Regions from separate parts of the Homo sapiens genome. Here region 1 is linked to region 2. The links are chromatin contacts, found by Hi-C in ENCODE. All regions are on one chromosome and are shown on one strand. Each heading gives the region's core, a stretch centred on a gene start or an enhancer-like site at or near the end of the contact. The rest is flanking DNA. Distances are from core to core; before and after follow the strand shown. Region 1 overlaps AUTS2 (activator of transcription and developmental regulator AUTS2). Region 2 has its middle 400 kb from the start of CT66.

Region 1 (3,174 bases), core at 454-2,953, 500 kb after region 2:
GTCAGGGGATAAGAAAAGCTCTATGGCCAGCCATGGTGGCTCACACCTGTAATCCCAGCACTTTGGGAGGCTGAGATGGGCAGATGGCTTGGGCTCACGAGTTTGAGACCAGCCTAGGCAACATGGCAAAACCATGTTCCTATTCAGGAACAAAGAATAGATCACAAATTAAACTCTGTGGGTTTTCATAAGTGGAAAGTTGGCTTTCGTTGTTCTGTATTTGGGTGCTTAGTGGACAGGAGTTATCTAAAAGAAGTAATTATAGTTGTAATGCGGACCCTCAAAGTTGAAAGTAGATTGAAATCCATTATTTTACAAGGTGGCCTTACTATTTATAGTTTGACTGTAGGTATGGCAGTGAGAGATAAAATTACTTTTTCTAGCTTTGCAAAACGCCAAACGTCTTTGAAATTAAGAGTAAAAGGGGTTTAAAATATGTACTGCTTTATAAAGCAGGAAAACCCCACTGGAACATTTTGGGTGTTTACAGAAATGGGTATTCCATGGGAGAGAACGTGGTAACCTATGTTTTGTCATCATTTGTTTAATCACTGAAAATATATTAACAGGCCAGGCATGGTAGCTCATGCCTGTAATCCCAGCGCTTTGGCAGGCTGAGGTGGGAGGATTGCTTGAGCCCAGGAGTTTGAGATCAGCTTGGGAAACACAGTGAGACTCCATTTCTACAAAAAAAGAAAAAAGAAAAAAAAGTCACATGTGGTGGCACACCCCTGTGGTCCCAGCTACTTTGGAGGCTAAGGTGGGAGGATAGCTCGAGCCCCAGAGATCAAGGCCGCCGTGAACTGTGATCGCACCACTGCACTCCAGGCTGAGCAACAGATCAAGACTCTTGTATAAAAAAGAAAAAAAATTTTTTTAAAAATATAAATATAGATTAACAAAGTAACAGGGAATATAATATTTTCAGGTTGGTCATATAGAGGAAATACTATATTGTGTTATTCAGCTTAATAAAATATAAAACAAAAAAATTATTAACTGTTTGAAAAATTGTAGTCAGATATTTGATTAGGGGTAGGTCCTGATTTGGATGAATTTGAATCACATTCGACTAAATATTGTGCTTTTTAATACTCACTTTAAAAACAAAATTAATTGGGCAAATGTTCATATCCATTTTAAAAAACTATCCTCTTAAAACTAGATTGATAGTAGACATTAATAGGCTTGATGTTGTTTATAATATTTTGCTATATTTTAAGAGCATGCTTTTGTATATTTTCTGTTTTAGTGAAGCATTTTAAAAATGCCCCCCTCCCACAACTGCAGGAATAAATCTAACAGATTTTGACCAAAATTACTCTAATTTTGAATTTCTTGAAACTGGGTATGGAAACTAGACATTAAAAAAAATCTTTATTTTTAAGCACGGTTTCTTGGTCAGTAGCTTCTGTATTACGGGAGAACACAAGAAGGGGCCTTCTTGACACTCAAGAAATGCTCTTTTTCCATCTACAAATAGGAAGACACCCTTTGTGGTATTTTTGTTTTGTGGGCCCTGAATGAAAACGTATTATGATCAGTTTTAAAAATTGCTGCCCCTTTAATATCTGAATATATTCGTGGCTAGTGAAGCACATGCATCTGTCAGATCATGGGTGAGAATTCACTTTTCTTTTTGCGATTTCTCCAGCCACAAGGACAAATTTAGTTTTGCAGAGCAGTTTGACACCTCTAGAAGCCTGCGGTTAGCCTCGGTGCACCTCTAGCAGCTGCATAGGCTCAAGAGGACCTCTGTTCTTCCCTTTTTGGTTTGGTTACCTTACCCCTCCTCAGGGAAAGGCCAAGAGACTCAGCACTTCCTCCCCAAGTGAGTTTCCTTAGTAACGTCAGCCTTCTCTAATGCTGGCCAAGGGTGTCTTTGCTGGGCTGTTTTCCCTCCAAAATAGACTCACTGGGGTATAGAATTTTTTTTTTACGTGAAGGGTATAGAATTATTTTCAGAATAGCAGCAGGGTAATTAGGCTCATTGTTGACATGTCATTGAAGTCTCCATGTGACAAAATTGCTCCTCCCTCTTTGAGCACTCTGAATACTCTTACCCTCTTATCTCGATCTGCTCTTTAGAAATACCAGCAGATAATCTGGGAGAAGGCCACCATAGCCATGCACAGAGTGGGGAGAATGAGGAGATCTTTGCTGAATGTCTTTTAGTTGTTTGAGTTGGAGATAAATGCAGAATGACCTCCATTTTGCCCTAAGAACCTGACCTTCTTGTCACTTTGTGTAACATTAATTTTCTAATGTGTTCTGGTCAATTTGTAAAAAGATTTTTTTTCTAGTGTCTCAGCTGTTGGTTTGACTTTTGTATTTTCATTGGTAAAATATGTATGTCTTTGCTGTGAGCAGAGAGAAACAGATTAATAAAAACCACTGAACCAGCATTGCATATGTAATTAATTAACACCACCAGGAAAGCTGGTTCATGGTTGTGTGTAAACTTATTTCCAAACATCTAAAAAACGTTTAGAGTTATCTTATTCAGTTGTCTCACTTCTAAGGGATAGGTTAGGAAGCTGTAACGTATGTGTATGCACAGAAACTGTTGGACAATGATTCTCAAACTTTACTTTTCATTAAAATCGTCTGGAGGGCTTATTAAAATGTAGATTGCTAGACCTCATCCATAGTTTCTGATTCAGTATGCCTGGGTGGGGCCTTAAAATTTGCATTTCTCATGTGGCCCCAGGCATTGCTGATGCTACTAGTCCAAGGACCTTACTCTGAGAATCAGTTTTAGGATGTAGATCTTATGTTCCTCTTTGCCAAGGGCAAATGAACTGAATTGTATAGGCTTCCTTTTCTTTTACAAGAAGCATTGCCTCTTCTAAGTAGACATCCACCAAATATTTATGTACTGTATCCATGGTGCCATGCACTGAGCTAGGTGCACTGGGGATAAATAAAATGATCTCTGCCTTGGGGAACTCACAGTTGAGAGAGGATTAAATTAAGAAACCCACCAATCGTGATTCAATATGAGAAGTGCTGTGGTGATGTCAGGGGTAGGCTTTCTAGATTTGCTATGAGGTGCAGTCTGAGCTTTTTCTCAGACTGTCTTAGCTTTATACCTACAGAAATAAGTGAAAGAAAATGAATCTTCTGCAGCTTAGGATTTTGTTAGTGCTCAGATCAGTTTCCTCTCGTCCTTGA
Region 2 (3,097 bases), core at 376-2,875:
CTATCTCAAAAAAAAAAAAAACAGCAAAAAGGAATCTGACTACTTACACTTAAATTCTAGCTCTTGCACTTGCTAGCTGAGTGGTTTTGGCAAACAAGCCAACTTCTCTAAGCCTTAGTTTCCTCATCTGTAAAATAAGATCATTGTAAGAATTAAATTATGTATTCAATGCAAAAGCACTTAACATGATGTGGAGCATATAATAAAGGCTTAATAAATGTTGGCTATTTTTTGTTGTAGTTACTATTAATTCTTGGCCATAGGCTCCTCATGAATACTCCTTGTAAGGGTGTATCTTTCAAGGACAGGAAAATTCACTCACCTAGAAAGAAATGTTTAAAGCCTTTTGCCTGAGCCAGAAAAATCCAAAACATTTTCAAGACTGCCATGAAAACAAGGTAATTGGCAGTAGACTACCTGAAGATTTATTGAATCCACCAAGGCCACTGAAGAAAACTGAAATCTGAAAAAATTGGATCGAGATGCCAGCTGAGCACTTGCTTTGGTCACTCCTCATGCCCAGGAAAAAACAGAAAATCAATACTATTGCTAGAATATAAAAAAATGTACCATCAGCAGACCAGAAACTTTTAGGAATTCATAAAAAAGAGAGAGCAGATGTGCATAATCATACTTAGCTGATAATAATGTCAAATGGTAAAGCATTTTTGGGGGGCATTGGCTGCATGTATCAAAAATATTTAATACGCATGTTATTTATACTGTTTCCATAATAGAAATGTATCTTAAAGATGTATACTCAAACATGTACCCAAGAATTGTCTGTGTATATTTGTGTATAAGCATATTCACTAAAATATTTTTCTGTAATTGCAAAAAAAATAGAAACAATCAAAAGTTCTAGGAGTGGTCATCATTAAACAAATTATGAAATACTATGCAGCCATGAAAAATGATAAGGAAGCTTCATTTGTACTGACATGGAAAGTCATTTTTGAATATGTTCTCATTTTTTATTATTTCTTATTTCTTATTTATATTTAAAATTAGGTGATAAAAAGAAAGTTGCAGAAGATTGTGCAAACAATATGATGCCACTTCTGTAAAAATAAAGTCATATAGTCATAAGTAAACACAGATTATGTGTGTGTCCCTAAATGCATACAAAAAATCAGAATCTTACAAACCAACCTGTTAAAAGTGTTGTATCAGCCACATCCAGTAAGGAATTGGAAATCACAAAAGTTATTTGCATAGAAAGAATTTAATAAAAAGAAGTTATTAACTGGGTATAGAGTTGTTGACTAAGTAACTGGAAGTTACCATAGTGGTAGCAACTACACAAAGCAGTAAACACTCCCAGGACTCCCAAGGCTGGGGGAACAAAGAGAAGAGGCTGGAATCATTAAAACCTTGAAGCTTCGAAAAGGAGCTACTGTGGGGTTGGGACTCTAACCTCTAAGGAGAGGAGAATGATCAATGCTGGTGTCTCAGAGTGGGACATAATGAAGTTTGTCTGCAAACACCAGAGAAACTACAAACTGAATTCAGTCACTACTACCGAAAGGATTGGCCACCGCCGGAGTAAAACAGTGCTTCTTGGGTGGCACTTGGCAAGAACGGGAAGCAGAAGTCCAACAGAAGCAGACAGAAAGTTCACAAGAAGCACACAGGAAGTTCACAGAAAGCACACAGGAAATCCACAGCAAGATGACAGGAGGTCTACTAGAAGCAGACAGGACGTCCACAGGAAGCAGACAGGAAGTCCACCAGAAGCACACAGAAAGTCCACAGCAAAGAAACAGGAAATACATGAGAAGCACACAGAAAGTCCACAAGAGGAAGACAGGAAGTCCACAGCAAGCCAACAGGAGGTCCACAAGAAGCACACAGGAAGTCCACAAGAAGTACACAGGAAGTCCATAGGAACTCCACAGCAAGACAACAGGAGATCCACAAGACACACACTGGAAATCCACAGGAAGCAGACAGAAAGTCCACAAGAAGCACACAGGAACTCCACAGGAAGCAGAAAGGCAGTCCACAACAAGCCACAATGAGGTCCATCGGAAGTAGACACAAAAAATCCACAGGAAGAAGATAGGAAATCCACCATGGGCCAACAGGAGGTCCACAGGAGGCAGACAGGAAGTTCACAGGAAGCACACAGGAAATCCACAGCAAGTCAATAGGATAAGAAGCACACAGGAAGTCCACAGGAAGCACACAGGAAGTCCACAGGAAGCACACAGAAAAGAGTAATTACTTCCTCCTCTCCCCGTGCAGTCTCCCTCTAGCCCACCCTTGGCAGAGCCCTACAAAGCCAAATATGGTCTGCAGAGTCAGATCCCTACTCCAGGATTACAAAGAAGACTAAATACTAGAGTCAGTGACTCCATTCAGAGTCCCAGTGGTGAGGAGACTTCCTGAGGTCATGTTGACAAGACTTTGTTTGAGACTCCAGGCAGATGTATTTGCAAACTCTCAGAGAAGTGATGAGCAATTGCCTCAGATGCAATCCATGAAGCATTCTTCAGAAGCAAGCTAGGGCTGGAAGACAGTAACTCAATTACTAGAGGTGGCACTTCTCAAAACAGCATATATTTCCATTTTTGTGAAGCCGGAAGAGTCTTTTATGTTTAATTTTTATCAAGCTGTGAAATGAGGTTTTAGCTGTGGGTGTCTCATTGATGCCAGCCGTGCTCAGGAGGCTCTGTCTCTGGAGTGTCTTTAAAATCGTGCCCCTGCAGTGTCCCCCATAGGCAAGAGCACACAGCCCAGTTGAGATGGGAACTTTTTCCTTAAAAGTTTCCTCAGAAGGTTTTATCTTTCCTTACTATTTTTTTTTCTATTTCATTCATCCTATTATCTTAGGAAGCCCCATTCAGCAGCAGTGTCAGTGGCTCACCAAAAGCATGTCAAAATTAATAAAAGCTTCAGGGCAGCAAAATTGCCTTTTTGGCACTGAGGGCTGGTGGACACGTGTGTGTGTGTGTGTGCGCGCACATATGTGCATGTATGCATGTGAGTGTGTGCATGCGCGTGTGTCTGAAAGAGACAGAATATAAAAATAAGACTTACAGTTTTGCTTTTACAAGACACCTGAAAAATCCAACTAGGGTTTAAAAGAAAAAAC

What was found. Hi-C counts contacts between places; a loop is a spot of excess contacts on that map. Pooled maps may share reads with other maps.
Region 1: a loop to region 2 is called in a map with no recorded cell type, with 4 times the contacts of the local background. The contact joins two enhancer-like sites. A Hi-C loop is called at or near these places in 4 of 37 single-sample maps with no recorded cell type and 2 of 50 pooled maps.

Annotation. Positions count from the first base shown.
Region 1 is chr7:69,694,473-69,697,646 of GRCh38, forward strand. The region is part of intron 1 of AUTS2 (activator of transcription and developmental regulator AUTS2); the gene reads left to right. Among named protein-coding and RNA genes, the nearest start is that of AUTS2, 98 kb to the left of the region's middle. RefSeq lists an enhancer at 2,731-2,780. Within about 2 kb of position 1,704, at least 4 of the 41 ENCODE cell types and tissues checked have a DNase peak (open chromatin) inside an H3K27ac peak, as active enhancers do.
Region 2 is chr7:69,197,551-69,200,647 of GRCh38, forward strand. No RefSeq gene overlaps it. Among named protein-coding and RNA genes, the nearest start is that of CT66, 400 kb to the right of the region's middle. Within about 2 kb of position 1,626, at least 3 of the 41 ENCODE cell types and tissues checked have a DNase peak (open chromatin) inside an H3K27ac peak, as active enhancers do.